Regions from separate parts of the Homo sapiens genome. Here all the other regions are linked to region 2. Evidence: chromatin loops called from intact Hi-C (ENCODE). Cell type or tissue: heart left ventricle. All regions are shown on one strand. Each heading gives the region's core, and the rest is flanking DNA. Links, peaks and the distances in the headings are about the cores only. Region 1 overlaps PDK1 (pyruvate dehydrogenase kinase 1). Region 2 has its middle 25 kb from the start of RAPGEF4. Region 3 overlaps PDK1 (pyruvate dehydrogenase kinase 1).

What was found. Peaks named below come from ENCODE experiments on the same cell type or tissue, not always from the same donor. Only the 100,000 strongest peaks of a DNase experiment are listed, where the experiment ranks them.
Region 1: it touches region 2 in a loop (2.5-fold over the local background); 69 of 110 quality-filtered maps call a loop at or near these places.
Region 3: it touches region 2 in a loop (4-fold over the local background); 66 of 110 quality-filtered maps call a loop at or near these places.

What each region holds. Positions count from the first base shown.
Region 1 is chr2:172,601,635-172,608,100 of GRCh38, reverse strand. PDK1 (pyruvate dehydrogenase kinase 1) reads right to left here. Exons shown (of 11, transcript NM_002610.5): 11 at 1-6,466. Among named protein-coding and RNA genes, the nearest start is that of PDK1-AS1, 48 kb to the right of the region's middle. In heart left ventricle, for the core only: no CTCF peak of the experiment used is centred there; no DNase peak of the experiment used is centred there.
Region 2 is chr2:172,708,026-172,714,491 of GRCh38, reverse strand. It overlaps a transcript of PDK1 not described here. Among named protein-coding and RNA genes, the nearest start is that of RAPGEF4, 25 kb to the left of the region's middle. RefSeq lists an enhancer at 856-1,413. In heart left ventricle, for the core only: a CTCF peak has its summit at 3,789 (motif pointing right); a DNase peak (open chromatin) is centred at 2,051; H3K27ac peaks cover 1,341 bases.
Region 3 is chr2:172,590,022-172,596,487 of GRCh38, reverse strand. PDK1 (pyruvate dehydrogenase kinase 1) reads right to left here. Exons shown (of 11, transcript NM_002610.5): 10 at 3,440-3,553; 11 at 1-659. The coding sequence ends at 519. Among named protein-coding and RNA genes, the nearest start is that of PDK1-AS1, 37 kb to the right of the region's middle. RefSeq lists a silencer at 4,343-4,550. In heart left ventricle, for the core only: a CTCF peak has its summit at 2,596 (motif pointing left); no DNase peak of the experiment used is centred there.

The DNA.
Region 1 (6,466 bases), core at 543-5,542, 110 kb after region 2:
GCCTTCTCTTCTACTTACCTTTTTGCATCAAGGGTCTCAATGTCAGTCAAGTATTAACTAAAACTGTTATTAATAAACTTTATTATTCAGATTTTTACCTTTTACTACAAAAACTGCACACTATCTGATACTGCTTGGATAACTACAGTCTAACACTGAAACACAGCTCCTTTTAAAAATATCATTTCTAGATCACTGCCCAGGAAATGTCTTGGAGTGTAAGTATACACTGAGTATGGTGTACTGCTCTGAACTGGAAACTGTAGGTTCCAGATGCCAGTTATCAACACTACTCTGCTCCTAAAGTTCCCCTATCCCCTGCTCCTTTTCCTTCCCCTGCTGCCTTCTGGTCCTTGCATCCTTGCTGCTGCTGAGCCTGTTCCCCTAGGACCGACTCTGCTACAACCAGATACAGGGTCAGCCTCCACTCTGAGTTTGGCCAACCTCCTTCCTAGTACCATTGTTTTGGGTTCACCATCACGATACCATCCCACTCCATTCTACTAGTTAGAAAGAACACAGAGCTTGGCATGATGCAACAACCTGTAGCCGTAGTGGTTGCTAAAGCAATGACAGTTGGCTTGTCTCAGGGTAACAGCAAGTCTTATTTTGGTTTGAGTCAGGCCCTGGAGTGGCAAAACAACTGGAGACATGTTGAAGCCATCATCCTTGGCTGGTTCAAACTACATCTTAGAGAACAGAAGGAGTTTTAGAAAGAACTGTATATGAAACTTAGCCAATTATATTTTCACAATTGTTTGATTCTATATTAAAAAAAATCAAAGCACTTACTATTTCAAATTTTTGTTTTAGAAGCAACCTCGCTCTGTCACCCAGGCTGGAGTGCAGCAGCACAATCATAGCTCACTGCAGCCTGGAACGCCTAGGTTCAAGAAATTCTATCACACCTCAGCCTCTGGAGTAGTTGGGATTATAGGCGTGAGCCACCATGCTTGGCTATTTTGGATTTTAATTTTGGACTCAAAATGTAAGCATGTTGATGTTAGTCTTTGGCTGGTTTAAAACATTCCTTTGAAGACAATATGCCTGAGAGCTAATTTAGACACAAACTGTTTCTAAAGGCTTACTCTTTTATATTTCCACCCTTATATAATCATACCACTGTAGAGAAAGATCCCAGGAATAAGACCCCAAAGCATGCTACAAAAGTGGCATGATAGAGAAACTACCACTGTTTAATGGGTGCAAGGTTTCCTTTTAGGGTGATAAAAATGTTTTGGAACTAGACAGAGGTGGTGATTGCACATTGTGGATGTACTGAATGACACTGAATTACACTTTAAAATGGTTAGTTGTAGGTCATGTGAACTTCAACATGAAAAAGGTTTTTTTTTTTTTTTAAAAAAAAAAGGAAAGAAAAAATAAACTACCACCATTCTCTCTGCTACCACAGAGCACTAAAATCTAGGAATTTGACTTTACTGCAGCCATTAACACCAGCACTGATGCCACTTCTGTATCAGGAACTTAACCTGACAACCATGAAAGGTCCTCTGAAAGCCAGATGATACATATGGCAAAACTCATGACAGCATATGGACAACTGCACAGAACTTGTGCTTCATGTTGCTGAGTGCAGATGTTTCTAATTACCGAAGTTACTGTCTGCCTCCTAGCAGCAAAAGAGACTTGAGGAAGTAAGGTTCATAACATGGAGGTTCACTAAAGTATAGAAAGGCCATTCAAAAGGTTGTGGGCTTCCACAAAAATGGTAAGTATTCATTACATCCTCCTAGCCTTCTGTGGATGCCAAGAGTTTGATTAAGTTCTAAGAGAGAGGAGATCTTCTTTACCTTCCAGAGGATGCAGGCAAATTGGCTTTGCTAAAGCACCCAATGTCTGCTTATGATCACTATACTCTCATCAATACTTCCCAGGTCTCCAGAATTAGGACAGTCATTTGTTGTTAAATTAGCTGTATATTTCTCCCAGCGATCATATTCTCATGAAGCCTGATCAACGACTGACCCATTTGGTCATAGGACTATGCTATCCAAGAGAGGACCCAGTGATGCCACCACTGAAGGTATCTATGAAATTAAATGGTTTTATGTCTATAATAGTACAGAGTTTTATGGTCACGCAAAGTATGTATAAAATCTGGCTCATGGAGTTTGGGAAGAATAGTGATTGGACTGCAGAAATTATAGCATCTATCAGGTTTGGGGGAGGGGGAGTTGTGGGGGTAGTAGTTAGTGAATATCAGCACGCTGACCTTTTCAAACAGGTGGTAAATGTCTTTCCACAGATCCTGCCCCTATGTTGGTCAGAGAGAAGCAAAGTAGGTGAATTATTTTCCAATAATTAATATTAGCATAAATGGGGCAAACATGAAAATGAAAATCTAAAGAAACCCACTCAGCACAGCTTTCATGAGCTCAGTGCCGACTCAAGATTTACAGAGAGGCTGAGCACGGTGGTTCATGCCTGCTATCCCAACACTTTGGGAGGCCAAGGCAGGAGGATCACTTGAGCTCAGGAGTTCGAGACCAGCCTGGCCAACACGGTGAAACCCCGTCTCTACTAAAAATACAAAAATTAGCTGGGCATGGTGGCAGGCACCTGTAGTCCCAGCTACTTGGAGGCTGAGGCAGGAGAATCACTTGAACCCAGGAAGCAGACGCTGCACTGAGCTGAGATCACACCACTACACTCTGGCCTGGGCAAAAGAGCAAGACTCTGCTTCCAAAAAAAAAAAAAAAAAAAAAAAATTACAGTGTAGACCAAACCTGGACAGTCTAGTTAGCTCCACTCACATATCTTTAAGCTCAGAGGCTCTTGAACGCCTATGTGTCCCACCCAGAGGCCTCCAGTGTCCTTGACTGTTCATAGTGGAATAGAAGGAGGCATTATGGTATTTGGTTCTATCTCTTGTGCCTCCTGTTGACTGGATCCTCACTTAGAAATAAAAGACTGACACAACCCAATGGATGGGCTGGGGTAAGATGCCAAGGAGAGTAATATAGGTGTGTCACTAACTAAATGGGCCAACCAAGCCCTGTGCCTCCTTCTTAAAATGGGGAGTCTATAGAGGGAAAAGTTTTCTCTGAGAGCCTCAGGAATGTTAAGCCTGGCATCTACAAATGTATCTTTGGGGCTGAGATCTTGAATCTTATACTTGCTTAATAAGCCATTTACTGCCTGCCATTTGGAAGATAAGAAAGAAAAGGGCATCAGAGATCAATGCCCCTAATGATAGTTGGATAAGAACATACCCAATATAAAGCTCCAAAATAATCTCGAAACTAGAAAAGTAGTCTGGCCACATCATATTGTGGCACAAAACAGTAACACTCAAGCAGCCCTGGACTGGGCCAGTGAAATTTTACTGCTGACCCTTCCAAGTCTAAATGGAGAGGGCTAGACAAGAGGGCAAAGTCAAGTTCATGGTGTTGCCATTGGACATACTGCCATTTACTCAATTATGGACACCACATCAAAGACCAAGTGAATAAGGTGGAACTATGTTACTTAGCTATCTCTAGTCCTCAGTAAAACTCCAGAGGCCATGATTTTTCTGAACTGGAGATTCAAACGTGAAATGTATTAGCAATGAACATTGGAGAGGAAAAACGTTTTTTTAAAAAAATTTGTAAGTTAAAAAAAAAGCAAATACTTAGATTTAAGTCTAACAAAATATGCGCGGAATCTGTAAGCTGAAAACTACAAAGTAACAATGAAAGAAATCAAAGGCAATCTATGTAAAGGAAGATATATGCTATGTCTGGCCAGGTACGGTGACTCACGCTTATAAATCCCAGCACTTTGGGAGGCCAAGGCAGGTGGATCCCTTGAGGTGGCGACACCCTGTCTCTGCTAAAAATACGAAAATTAGTCAGGCATGATGGCGCTCGCCTGTAATCCCAGCTACTGGGGAGGCTGAGGCAGGAGAATTGCTTCAACTCAGGAGGCAGAGGTTGCAGTGAGCCAAGATCATGCTACTAAACTCCAGCCTGGGTAATCTCAGAGCAAGACTCTGTCCTCACCCCCCGCCAAAAAAGATATACGCCATGTTCATAAATTGAAAAGCTATTGTTAAATTCTCCTCAAATTGGTCTAGAAATTTAACACATCACAATCCAAATCTCAGAATTTTTTTAGATATTGATGTTAATATCCTTGCCCATCAGTAGTGACAGAAGCATCGATCTTACCAGCCAAATATAAATGGACTCTCCTTTGTTAAACCCTCAGCAGTCACCCATACAGGACATTCATGTATTAGATTATGTGAAATGACTATAGTCATCCGCTAAATTAATGCAGAACATTAATAATGAAGTTTTATCAGGGCCTTCCATTCACAGGCATAAGAGGTCTTATCAACTGACTTTGATGTTACCTGCCTGGATCTAACCCTGGAGACTAGATCCACATCGACATTCACCAGAGAAAATCACTTGGACCTTGCTCTTTAAGGGGCCACACTAAGTCCTATCTACCCCCCACCACTGCTATAAAGTGCCAGAGCTTTCGGTCTTGGGTCCATGCTTCCCACTGCCAGAGACTTCACTTATTGCCTGCAGCAGACAACATTAGTGAAGCTCTCATTAACCACTCAAGTTTGCTGTCGTCTTCCATGACCTTCCCCATGAAATGGATACAAAGATAAGCATTACACATGGGTATCACTTCCTTGCATTAGCCAATTATCAGGATTTCCACTAGTTATATGTTCACTGGGTAAGATCCTTAAAATTCAGATGTCACAAAGATTAACTAATGGGTTTTCGATCTCGAGGTCATGGACACATCCACCAAGTACCCTGTATATCAGGAATAGATCCTTCTTATCTTTTTTAAGTACTCTAAGAATCAGATTACCAGATCTGTCTTGCCATTTGCTCTGTAACTGGTCTCGTCTTTCCAGCTGGCCCTTTGGGCTGCTAAAAGCAGTTTATCTCACAACCTTTAGTCCTTTGCTACTCAAAGTATGGCTCACAGACCAGCAGCATTAATATCACCAGGAAACTTGTTAGAAATGCAGAATCTCAGGCCCCACTCCAGATCTGCTGAACCAGTCTGCATTTGCTCAAGATCTCCAGGTGATTCGCATCAGGAGCATTGCTTACAAAGATTTAACCTTACTTTCCATTGGTTAAGTGAGTCCTTATCAAGCCAACCCTGATCCAAGAGTAACAATCAAGTTCAGCTGTGCACCACAGCAAATGAGGCATCACCTGATGGTTCTTAATGGGTGGTTGTTCCTATTTGTTGCTTTTGTTGGTCACTGAGAGTTGGTTTTAAGATTAAAGGGACCTTTTTCTCCAAAGGAAGATTTGCCACACCAAAGCAGGAAAGGCAATGGTTTACCAAACAAAAAAACCCTAGGCCCTTTTATAAGTCTAATGTTTACCCAAACACAGAAACATAAGATGTTTCTTTCCTCTATGCTCCAAAATATTAGGTCAGAGTTAGAAAGGAGAATCCATAGGCAGGTAACTTTTTGTTAACACCTTGCAAATGGTGATACTTGCAACGCCTGGCAAATGGTGACGCCTTGGACGTATTACTCAACAAATTTTCCATGGCAGGCCCATGGATCCAACCTCATAGACAATTCCAGTATGTCTGTCTTACATCTGACACTATACGAGGTTTATTGTAACATCCACTAATGGCTTATATAAGTGAGTTAAGCACTTTTAATTACAACTATCCCCCAAAGAAACTGAATTTCCTGTTTCTGTTGATGTGATCATATAGTTTTTCTCCTTTAATCTGTAGAGAGGTAAATTACATATTTTTATTAAAACATCCTCCTGTTCCTGGGAAAGATTCTCCTTTTGCTCATGATACAATATTTTATGCACTGCTACATTCAATGTGCCAATATTTCATCAGCAATTTTTCCATCTATGTTCATAAACAAGATTGGTCTATTAATATTTCACAGTCTTTGCTCAAGTGTAGCTTTGAGATTTTACTAACTTTCTGAAATGGGTTGGGTAGCTTTCTCTCATTTCAAAGTTTCTATAAGACAGGAATTATCAGTTTCTTGATGTTTTGGTAACATTCATCTTTCAAAAATTGTCTTTTGGCGAGGTGGACTTGTGATTACTGATTCCACTTCCTTAGTGGTTGATTTAAATTGTCAAAATCTTAGATGGATCTTCTACTGTTTTCCTAGAAATATATCCATTTCTTCTCCACTTACAAAATTTTTATCATAAAGTTAATGGTATTCTTATGATTATTTTAAATCTCTATTGGTAGTTATGTCCTTTAAAAAAAAATCTAAATACTGTTTATTTGGGCCTTTTCCTTTCCTGACTGGAGGTTTATCTGAAGGGTCCCTTCTGCTGCAGCCTGCAAAGCCTCCATCAAGGGACACCCACTAGCTGGTTGCTGCCACAGCTGTGGCTTTACCTACCCCAGCTAACCCAGCGAGTATTAGTCCATCCCCACACTGCTATAAAGAACTGCCTGAGACGGGGTAATTTAT
Region 2 (6,466 bases), core at 832-5,831:
TAGGCATATTTTTGATACAGAAAAGTATGGTAATATAATTAATTCTAAAAAAACTTTCAAATATAAAGAAAAAATTTTGTGGGTAAAGTTAAATGGAAATACAAGGTCAAGGGAAAACAGGAACAATGTAAATTTTCCTAATCTTAGAAGAGAGGTTGTTCATATATTTTTAAAGTTAAGATAGAGCATATAAAACTGTTCTGGTATTTAGATTATATTGTATATGTTGAAAAGAGTGATGTCATAGGTTTTTGTTAAAAAGTGTCAATATTTATATCTTTTGTTACTATTTAAACTTATGAGAAAAATTTCAGATGTTAACATAAAAATGTGTGAGAAGGCACATTGTTTTTCAAAACTATTTTAAGGAGTACGCTAGCAACAAAAAGTACTACTCTAATGAAGTGAAATAAATTAGTGGTACCAGTGTTTTGTTCCCAGATCTACTGTAAAATCAGGCATTTATTTCCATTTCTTCATCTGTCGTCTTTTCTCCAAATATAAAATGGGTATGATAACTTTCCTTGTGGCCAGAGGTGTCTGTGCAGCTCTTGTGAGGAAAAAACTTGTGTAATAGTGATGGCAGCAGTGGCCTATCTGGAAAGGCTGCTGAAAAGACACTAGCTGCAGCCAGGGCTGTGCGCTCCATGGAGCCGGGGGAGCCGGGAACAGACGGGATCCACACCCCCTTCCCAGTTGAAGGGGCGGGAACCTTGCCCTCCCGGACACAGCTGCAGCCACCCAGCTGCAGGACCTGGGCATCCCTGTGCTTCTGGAGGCCCAGGAAGTCCCCCTGTCCGCACAGGCACAGAAGTGCCTGCCCGCGTTGCCTGGCCTCTCCCTGCTCCCAGCACCCGCTCCAATTTCAAAGCAAAGTTGTGACCAAGCCCAGGTGCTGTCACAACCGGGCTGGGTGTGCACATGCTCAGGACAGTGCTGACACGCCAGCCCCCTGCCTCCTCGGCCCCCTCCAGACTTTGGGCACCAACAAGCATGAGAGAGTGGCCAAGGGGGCACTGTGGGCAGCTCGGCACGGGCCTGGAGGCATCCCTCAGCTCGAACAGCCTGGGCACCATGAACAGTGGCAGGGGGCAGACAGGCTCCTGGGCAGAAAGGAGCTAGTCCCCCATAAAACCCCACCTGAAGCCTGGGGACCAGGCTGCCAGTTCCACGGACTGGAGTGAAAACTTACAGTACTTTTTCCAAGCCCACACATGGCTGCTCATGGACCAATCAGCACATAGGTCCTCCTCTCTGAAGCCCATAAAATCCCGGACTTGGACAGATGGCAGGACGACCTCCCTGCAGAGCGGAGCTACCCACCATGAGTCTCCTCTCCAGTGAGAGCTGTACACTCTGTACAACCTGCCTGTGGATAGGAGCTACCCACTCCAGGTACTCCAGGTCTCCTCTCCACTGAGGACTGCAGAGACATCAGAAAGACCTGCCTGCAGATAGGAGCTACCCACACCAGGTCTCCTCTCTGCTGATGGCTACAGAGACATTCGGACAGCCTGCCTGCAGAAAGGAGCTACTCACTTTGGGTCTCCTGAGAGCTGAACTGCTGCTCAATAAAGCACCTCTTCACCTTGCTCACCCTGCAGTTATCTGCATACCTCATTCTTCCTGGATGTGGGACAAGAACTTGGGACCTGCTGAATGCTGGGACTGAAAGAGCTGTAACACAAACAGGCCCAAAACACACCCTCCACCCCTGCTTGCCACATTGTGGGCAACAAGGAGAGAAGAGCTGCAGCTCTTTGGGAAGCCCAGATCTAGGAGTTCCCCAAGCCACGGCTGTGACACCCTCTTTGGGGCTCTGTGGTTCCTGGTATCTCCAAGCTTCAGGTGCCACTGCATTCCCGGGTGTCCACAGTGGAAGCCGCTTGCAGTACACCTGGTCCAACCACAGCCTAGCAGGAAGCCAGCACTCATGCCGGCACCTGGAACTGCCCACCCCACCGCAGCTAGCATGCCTGGCTGTGTGCAGTGGCTGGACCCCGTGCTCGCTCACACACCCCTCACCGCCCTGTGCCTAGCTTGCCCTTGGCAGCCATGGGATCGGAGCCAGTAGCGAAAGCCAAGTGAAGCCTGCGAGGCCAAGAGAGCAGAAAGAGCCCAGCGGCCCAAGCAAAACTCGGGCAAAGGTGCCGACAGCCACAGAGGTTCCTGGCTGGTGAAGTGACAACCTAAGGATCCCATGACAACAATAATAGTAAAAGCCACATTATATGTTAAATTACTTGTGAACTATTGCAGGTTAGAAATAAAAGTACTCACTTATCTTGTTCTTTTTATATTTGTTACAATTTATTACAGGGGAAACTGAAAACCCATGGGTTCTAACAAAACAGACAATTCAGAATCTTAGAGGTTTAAGACAATAGTTTCTAACCTAGTCTTTTAAACCTATAACCTTAACAGTCTTAATATGACTCTATATGCAAATAAACGTAAATATATGTACATTATATATGTAAATATATGTAACTAATATATATGTAACATCTTTTAACAACAACAAAAATATAAGACAGATAAGAACATATTCCTAAATGTTCTATAATCTCTTCCTCTCCTTTTGAGCAAAGGGAACTCTTTTTTTTTTTTTTTTTTTTTTTTTTTTGAGCTAGGTTCTCACTCTGTTGCCCTGGCTGGAGTGCAATGGTACAATTACAGCTCACTGCAGCCTCAACCTTTCGGGCTCAAGTGATCCTCTCACCTTATCCTCCCGAGTAGCTGGGACGAAAGGCCTGCACCACCATGCCTGGCTAATTTTTTAATTTTTATGTAGAGACAGCATTTCACTATGTTGCCCAGACTGGTCTCGAGTTCCTGGACTCAAGGGATTCACCAGCCTCTGCCTCCCAAAGTTCTGGGATTACAGGTGTAAGCCACTGTACCCAGCCATAGAGAGCTGTCTTGACAGCCTTCTATAAATTTATAGATGCACAATTTGCCTGCATCCAAATTCCTATTCTCATTACCATGTGATAACTTTGGTTGCTTCCATTAAGGAATGGAAATATATTAGTTTATTCACACATTTAACCATTATTTATTAAGCATTTCCTGCGGACCTAAACTGCTTGTACTAAACTGCTGGGCAAAGAATTGTTACTTTATTTGGAAATGTAAACTGTGAGGGTGGAAGGTAGGGACAGAGTGGAAGAGGAGATTAATGCACTATCTCTGAACTAAAATAGTTTGGAAGCAGATCTGAAAGTTCTGGAAACACACTGACACACTATGGCTCTTTCTGTTGGTCACAAGAGACATCTTTATGTCACTATTAATGCTAAACATTTCTAGAAGTAAATTGTCCAGCCAGTGAGGACAATTGCTGGAATGGAATAAGAGAAGAAAATGTCAGGGGAAATTTGGCATAGTCAAAATTCCAATCTAGGCTTAAAGAGGATGCTCTCTAAGCTCTCATTTACAACCTAGGAAAAATTTTAGTTTTGCAGTGAAAGTTGGCATAGCCACCAGTTGGACTAAATAACTTCCAATGTGCTTTCCAATAATAGGCTTGTATCAGGTTACACTCAGAGCACAGAATCACATTGAGAGAATTTAGTTACGTGATGTAATTGTTTAGTGGCATGAGAGCCTTCTCCACAATGTGGATATAATGACTCACTCGACTGAGAATTAGAGCATCCTTGCTTTTGCATGGGAATGTTTTGCTTCCTCTAGGGTGGCAGCAAAGGGGTAGAGCTGAAAAGAATAAAAGGTTGAGAACTACCTGTCTGTAGCTTGACAGTCTGACAATTTCACTGATCTCTGGCACCTCCAGCAGAGGGCAGGCTGGTATAGAGAAAAGAAGGAAAACATGAATTTCTTAATTTCCTTTACAGCCAGTCCTTGCTTTGCCCAGTAGTGCAGGACCATAAAAAGGACTGTGCATGCCTAAACCATGCAAAGCAATCTTCATAACTTTCCTGACCTTTAATAATTGTTGTCAAAACATTAAAACTTTGTATATGTATAAGGAAATGTCAAAACATTAAAACTTATACATGTATAAGGAAATGAAAAAATACTAAAACTAGCATGTTATTTAGCACATTGTAATTTAAAATATAAGAAACATTGGAATGAAAGTGTTTTATTTCTTTGTGAAAAATATATTAAGAGTACTTTGAATTATGCTTTCAGTCTTCTTGTTGCAGAACTCATGGTAGGAAACAAGCATCTTTCACATGTCTCAGCTGATTGTCATACTCCTTTGTGAATTTGGATCAGCTTCCAACATGTTACCCTTTGCATTTTGGATGTGGTGAAGTATCTCTAAGAGTGCCTTTACCGTGAAAGTTTTTTCCAGCATCGCTTCCTCTGGCACACCTTCATCCATTTCCTCACAGCCACTTTCGTCACTTACGTCATGAGTTCACCTGCACTAAGTTCCCCTGGCTGCATACCCAGAATCTCTCCAGTGGTAGCAGGGTCAACATTCCCAGGGTCAGCGATTTCCTCTATAACTTCATTATGTTCACTTCAAATTTCATTTGCAGTATTATCACTTTTTTTTTCTTTACTGCAATTTCGTCTTTGTTGGCAAACTGTCTTTTTCAGTTATTCATTTTTGTAAAATGTCATGTGGGTTTATCACTGAGCGATAAGAAGACCATACTACCATTGCTGTCCATCACTGAATTGAATAACAGATGCACCGTGACCCATCAGGAACAGACTGGAAGAAGTGATGTGATCAGTTGCTGATCATTGATGCATATCCGTTATTTACATAGTGACTTGTGAACTAAGAGCTAGCAGCAAAGTTGGCACTTTATGCAATTTCTCACAGTTAGTATGCCATGGTAACTGAAATTTGAATTGTGCCGTTGGGTGACTGCTGTTATTTAACTGAATGGTGGTAACTGAAATTGATACACAATGTAACCATTCGAGCAAGGACTACCTGTATTTTCCACATCCACCCTCACAAAGAATGTATGAAAAGTTTGCTGAAATTAAGCAAGAATTAGCTTCAAGACTGACAGCAAACTTATTTGGGATGAGCGTTGCCTTTCCTTTTCCCTAACAGAACTAACTTCATTTCTTTTTTCAACAAAACATATTGATGGGTCATTTGGTAGGTGGACTCACTTAGCACTCAGGGATGACTTTGATGAAATACAAGAATATATATTTCTCTGAATAAGAAAAATAAGATGTTTGAGTTTTTGAAATAGTGAGGGGCTGAGGAACTGAGAGGAGCTGAAATAGCTGAAAGCAAGTTGTGAGGAGAGATGGTCCCACAAGACGAGAGGCTAGGACTCCAGGAGAAAAGATGGCTTAGGGTGGTGGTGGTAGTAGATGTATTGTTTTATCCATCTACTGTTTTTTAAATACCCTTAACTATTTTCCAATTAATTTTTATTTTATGACATCATTATACCTGCAAAGGTTTAAAAACATAGTGCTAAATGGCTACAAAAAAAAGAGAGAGAGAGAGAAACAACAAATCTCTTTATCAGCTGTCTTTTTGTCCCATCTCTGACTGCAGCTATCAATTACAGGTTGAGCATACCTAATCTGAAAATCCAAAGTGCAAAATGTTCCAAAATCTGAAACTTGCTGAACACCAACATGATGCCACAGACGGAAAGTTCCATACCTGACCTCATGCGATGGGTCCCAGTCAAAACACAGGTGGACAACACTAGTTTATTCAGCATTCCCAAGGGAAAAATGAAATTACCTTCAGCCTATATGTATAAGGTGAATATGAAACATAAATAAATTTTGTGTTTAGACTTGGGTCCCATCCCTAGGGTTTTTCATATTATATATATGTACAAATACTTCGAAATCAAAAAAATCTGAAGTCCAAAACACTTCTGATCCCAAGCCTTTCAGATAAGGAATACTCAACCTGTATCAATTATTTTGGCTGTTTTTCCCAGGATTTATTTCCATATTTCCCAATGATATATGTATACTGCTATTTCTTAATTTATCTTTTTTGTCATTATTTCGTGAGAAACTATTAAAATAGTTGATGATTTAACTCTCTTAAACCAAGCCACACATGTGCTTGCACACTCCTCTTGCTACTATCCTCCCCCTACAGTTAAAGCAATTATAGTATTATGACAATTTAAATATCAACAAAAACCAAGTTTTTGTTTTCCTTAGAGTTACTAGCAACCATAGTTTTAATTTAATTATCTATCACTAAATCCTGTTGGCAATTTTTCTTTTTTTTTTTTCACTCTGTCGCCCAGGCTGGACTGCAGTGGCACAATTATTGCTCATTGCAGCCTCTACCACCCAGGCTCAGGTGATCCTCCCACCTCATCCTCCCGAATAGCTGGGACTACAGGTGCACTATGCCCAGCTAATTTTTTGTAGAGACAGGGTTTCACCATGTTTCCCAGGCTGGTCTTGAACTCCTGGACTCAAGCAATCTACTCACCTCGACCTCTAAAACTGCTGAGATACAGGTGTGAGCCACCACGCC
Region 3 (6,466 bases), core at 422-5,421, 120 kb after region 2:
TGGCTGGTTCTGTGATTACAGGCCAACTGTTTTCTGCTTTACTTGTAGTCAAGTCACTGATAAACATGAAGACCATATTACAGCTGTCACTACCGAATAAAAGATGGCAGAACTCCTCCAAATAACAGGAAGATGGCTAACCAGCTAATCACTATCATTTAGAAAATGTTTCTAGCAAACATAAATGAAAGTATTTCTTAAAAAAAAAAAACTAGTTTCCTATAGAAACCCGAAGATTTCCACACTTCTGAAGTCTACCACAAAGTGAAAAGTTGCCCAAAACTACAGTTGTTTAAAAATATGTTCAATTAACTGTGAAAATATAAGTGTAAAATAGGTGCAATTTCATCCTTTAGGAGGTTTAACGGGCACAAATGGAATTCAGTTTCCATTTATTCTACTCAAATAGTTTTGTGAAAACGATAAATAAAGTACTTGGTATAATATAGTTCTGAACACCATACCTTCCAAATTTAATACAAAAGCCACATTTGGATTTTCCGATGTCCCAAGTGTGTCTAGGCACTGCGGAACGTCGTCATGTCTTTGGGTTCTCTGCTGGGGACGCACCAGTCATCAGCCTCGTGGTTGGTGTTGTAATGCTTCCAGGCAGCTTTGTTATACACTGGGAGTCTTTCTATTGAGTCTGTTGACAGAGCCTGAAAAAGAAAAACCTAAGACCTATTAAGTCTGGCATTTTTTAGAATTCATTATTTGAGAAAATAGACAATGGCAAAAAGGTTACGACAAATTAAATAATATTCTATTAGTATCTTATTAATCCTTATACCACCTAAATATACTTTTAAATGGTATGTATATTTGAAACGTGTTATTTATGAAATCTATGGCACTGACTGATGTGCAGGTTGACTGAGTTTGTTGCTTACAGTAATTCCCCAGCCATCCTGGAAGCTGCTGGACTGAAATTTTACACAAAACATGACCCAGATCAGAGTTGGCTAACTGAAGAAGTTGGTTAAATGTAAAAGCATACAAATCGATATATGTATCTTAATAGATGCACATAAATTTAATGAACTCTATTTTAATTATTTACTAGAAGAAATAGTGTTTTTTTCAGCATAGTCACTGTGCTTTAAAAAAAACTCATCACAAGCCAGGCACGGTGGCTTATGCCTATAATCCCAGTGCTTTGGGAGGCTTACACAGGAAGATTGCTTGAGCTCAGGAGTTGGAGACCAGCCTGGGCAACATAGCAAGATCCTGTCTCTACAAAAAATAAAAATATCAGCTGGACATGGTGGCACATGGGTGTAGTCCTAACTACTTGGGAGACTGAGAGAGGAGGATCACTTGAAGCCCAGGGGTTCAAGGCTGTAGTGAATTATGATTGTACCACTGCACTCCGGCCTGGCAACAAAGCAAGATATTGACTCTATAAATACATAAAAATTTAAAAACTCATTATAACATTATTAATAAATAGAAATCTATGTCTAAGGCATCTTAGCTTTTTCGTGAACATTTATTGGCCCTGGGTTTGAATCTGTGTCTTCTCCGGCCTCCAATTTCAGTCACTGTGCACAAGATTTCTGCATCATGCATGATTTCAGTTTTCCATATATTATTACCAGTAATTCTCCATTGTATTTCAGCTTCCTATAAGTCACTGGAACCTGAGATAAACTACATTTCTAGTTATCTTCTTCAAGTTAGGATTTTTCAGTAGTATTTCCATCCCAGGCCAAAGGCATTTCCTAAGATGCAGAACACCCTGAACAAGAAAATCTCATTCTGATAATGCTAAAGTCTTTGATGTTGACAATTTTAATGATTCTCTAAGACTTCTTATCTTCTATTTTCCCTAAGGTAGAACAAAAAACCTTTCACCTCCATATTTCTCTAAATATTCCAGAATTTCTTGATCTACAGGCTAGATCAAGCTTGTCCAATCCACAGCCCACAGGCTGCATGCGGCCCAGGATGGCTTTGAATGAAGCTCAACACATTTGTAAACTTTCTTAAAACATTATGAGATTTTTTTTTGTGCAATCTTTTTTAAGCTCATCAGCTATCATTAGTGTATTTTATGTGTGGCACAAGACAGCTGTTCTTCCACTGTGGCCCAGGGAAGCCATAAGATTGGACACTCCTGGGCTAGATCAAAATGTTACATTTTGTCATAAAAACATTGCACTAGGCCAGGTGTGGTGGCTCATGCCTGTAATCCCAGCACTTTGGGAGGCCAAGGCAAGCGGATCACCTGAGGTCAGGAGTTCGAGATCAGCCTAGCCAGCGTGGTCAAACCCCATCTCTACTAAAAATACAAAATTAGTCAGGCGCCTGTAATCCCAGCTATTCGGAAGGCTGAGGCAGGAGAACAGCTTGAACCCGGGAGGCGGAGGTTGCAGTGAGCCGAGATCATGCCATTGCACTCCAGCTTACGTGACACAGAGCAAGACTCCGTCTCAAAAAAAAAAAAAAAAGAAAAACATTGCATTGATGTTGCCCTTTTCCCTCGCAATTGACATGGTTAAAAAAACAAAAAATACCATCTAGAAAGAATTTAGTCTTTTCAGATATTTTTTCCAATATAAATTCTTCAACATTTCCTATAAAATAGATGCCATCTAGTGGCCAGAACAAGAAACTAGAGTCACTAAATCAGGCATAAACAGCCACCAGTTAGCCGAAGAAGGGGAATGATGGAACCTAGTGTTTTTCCACCATGTAAAATGTGTGGAACCCTCCTTAATGCATTGAACACTCCAGGCAAGCAGACTAAGTGCTTCTGTGTCCATTAGGTAAGCTATATGCTTACCAAGAGTCACTTGTGCTTGTTCCCAAATCTGTTTGTACAATTCTGTCATGATAATTACAAAATTTATTACATAAGCAAAGAATAAAAAGGGGAATGTTTCCTTGAAAACTAAGATGAATGTTTTGGAAAGACTCATGAAGGAAAGTCACATAAAACTTGCTGTCAAATCAGTCAGGAGGTATCTGTAAAGGACTGCATAAAAGTCCAAAAAGAGTATGCACTTGTTGGTTTAAAGAAACTAAAATGATGCACTGTCAGTACAGCTTTTGCAAAAAAGACAATGTGACACTCCAATCTGCAGACCCATATACAAAAAAAAAGCCTTGGCAGTACATCAAAAGTTTGGCGTTATCAATGTCCATTCATGTGTTTTATGTTAAAATTAAACTTGTATGATATATAACTTATGATTCTCTACTTTAACCCAATTTTTTTCCTATTAATAGACAGAGTCCTAATCACTCCAGGATACAAATCTCTTTCCCCATAGTTTTAGGGGATCATCTATCAAAATGGGTGAGATCCCCAGCAAAAAACCATAGTTTTTTTCTATTTAAACAGCATGTGGTAGAGTTAAATTTCATTACAGTTAAGTATGGACATCTGTTCTTATCATCAAAAGAAATATTAAATCAAGAAGACTACAGCTATTACCTTAATGTAGATAACTGCATCTGTCCCGTAACCCTCTAGGGAATACAGCTTCAGGTCTCCTTGGAAGTATTGTGCGTAAAGACGTGATATGGGCAATCCATAACCAAAACCAGCCTGTTTGATGAGAAAAACAAAATTCTATTCAGAAAGACACACACTGAAATACTTTTCTAATTAAGATAGATGCCATTGAGTACCACGGGGCTATCAGAGCCCGCATCTGAGAGATGCATTATATTTAATATAATTAATATTTAAGCATTGACAATGATTAAGCTGAGGTTTACTTGAGTACTGTATCAGCTGACTTCCCTCTGGTCATTTAAAACTCTTTATTCTTTCTATAAAATGACTTGTGGTTGGTCTCGAAAAAGCATATTGCTTTTCCTTGCTGGCCTGCTCGGTCGTATTGTGTCTGGAATTGGTTCCTTCCAGTGGGTTCTTGGTCTGCGGACTTCTCCAGGAGAGGGGAGAAGAGCAGCATAAGCAGCTGGCAGAGGCAGGGAAAGACCAGCAGAAAGGAAAGAGAGAAAGAGACAGAAAGTCAGAGAGAGAGACAGAGGAAGAGAGAGACAAAGAGGGAGTCAGAGAGAAAGAAAGAAAGAGACAAAGTCAGAGACAGAGAGAGGAAGAGACAGGGACAAAGAGGGAGTCAGAGAGAGAGAGAAAGAGAGACACAAAAAGTCAGAGAGAGGAAGAGACAAAGAGGAGTCAGAAAGAGAGAGGCAAAGAAGTCAAAGAGAAAGAGAGATAGAAGTAGTAAAGAAAAAACAGTGTACCCTATTCCTTCAAAAGCCAGGGTAAATTTAAAACCTATAACTGATAATTGAAGGTCTTCTCTGTAACCCTATAACACTCCAATACCACCTTGTTGTCAGTGTAAACAAGGGCATAGCCCGGAAGCACTGAGACCACTGACAACCCGTAGCTTTCCTATCAAAAATCCTTAACCCAGCAGGTTTCCTAACAGGGGATCTAAATCTGAAGGTCCGACCAGACACAGGAGGAACTCCCTTCAGGACAGGACAATAGATGTTTCCTCCCAGGCGATTAAGGGAAAAAGACACAATGGGTACTCAGTAAGTAATAAGGAAACTATTGTAGAAGCAGAGTTAGGAAAATTGCCTAATAATTGGTCTGCTCAAATATGCGAGCTGTTTGCACTCAGCCAAACCTTAAAGTACTTACAGAATCAGGAAGGAGCCATCTATACCAATTTTAAGTTAATATGGACTGAACGAGGTCTTATTAATAGCAAGGAATAATTGAAATTCCAAACTTACAAGGTTTTCAACAAAAGTAAAGTTTGCTAAAAGTTAACAGTGTAACATTTATTATCTTAACTTCTAATCTTATGGAAATCAGACCCTATCAGTGCCCCTCAAAGCTCAAGTCCATCAGCGCAGGGCCATACAACTAATACCCCTACTTACAGAGTTAGAAATGGCCACTGCTACAGGAACCGGAACAGCCAGTTTATCTACTTCATTATCCTACTACCAAACACTCTCAAAGGATTTCTTAGACAGTTTGCAAGAAATAACGAAATCTATCCTTACTCTACAATCCCAAATAGACTCTTTGGCAGCAGTGACTCTCCAAAACCGCCAAGGCCTAAACCTCCTCACTGCTGAGAATGGAGGACTCTGCACCTTCTTAGGAGAAGAATGTTGTTTTTACACTAACCAGTCAGGGATAGTATGAGATGCCGCCCGGCGTTTACAGGAAAAGTCTTCCGAAATCAGACAACACCTTTCAAACTCTTATACCAACCTCTGGAGTTGGGCAACATGGCTTCTCCCCTTTCTAGGTCCTGTGACAGCCATCTTGCTATTACTCACCTTCGGACCCTGTATTTTTAACCTCCTTGTCAAATTTGTTTCCTCTAGAATCAAGGCCATCAAGCTATAGATGGTCTTACAAATGGAATCCCAAATGAACTCAACTAACAACTTCTATCAAGGACCCCTGGACTGACCCGCTGGCCCTTTCACTGGCCTAAAGAGTTCCCCTCTGGAGGACACTACAACTGCAGGGCCCCTTCTTTGCCCCTATCCAGCAAGAAGTAGCTACAGCGGTCATCGCCCAATTCCCAACAACAGTTGGGGTATACTGTTTAGAGGGGGGATGGAGAGGTGAAGCCAGTTGGGCTTCTGGGTCGGGTGGGGACTTGGAGAACTTTTCTGTCTAGCTAAAGGATTGTAAATGCACCAATCAGCACTCTGTGTCTAGCTAAAGGTTTGTAAACACACCAATCAGCACTCTGTAAAATGGACCAATCAGCAGGACATGGGTGGGGCCAAATAAGGGAATAAAAGCTGGCCACCCCAGCCAGCAGTGGCAACCCGCTCGGGTCCCCTTCCACACTGCGGAAACTTTGTTCTTTCACTCTTCACAATAAATCTTACTGCTGCTCACTCTTTGGGTCTGCACTATCTTTATGAGCCGTAACACTCACCACGAAGGTCTGCAGCTTCACTCCTGAAGTCAGCGAGACCATGAACCCACCAGGAGGAACAAACAACTCCAGACATGCCACCTTTAAGAGCTGTAACACTCACTGCGAAGGTCTGTGGCTTCACTCCTGAGGTCAAGCAAGACCACAAACCCACCGAAGAAAGAAACTCTGGACACATCTAAACATCTGAAGGAACAAACTCCAGACACACCATCTTTAAAAACTGTAACACTCACCATGAGGGTCCGCAGCTTCATTCTCAAAGTCAGCAAGACCAAGAACCTACCAGAAGAAACCAATTCCGGATATGGTATCTCAATACTGCTCTTGGCAATATCATATAAAATGTGTTATCTCTTTTAGGAGCAAGAGTAGAAAATGGCTTGTTGCAGCCTAATAGATATATCTCATGACTTAATATCATAAATTTCCAGCCACATTCTGAGCCTGGAGATATCTCTAATATAGATCTACTTTCTTAATTCTCACTGACGGGTCACTTTTCCACTTAAAAATCTTCAAAACATACCAGCACTCCCACCACCCCTACCCCACTGTCTTAGAAATCA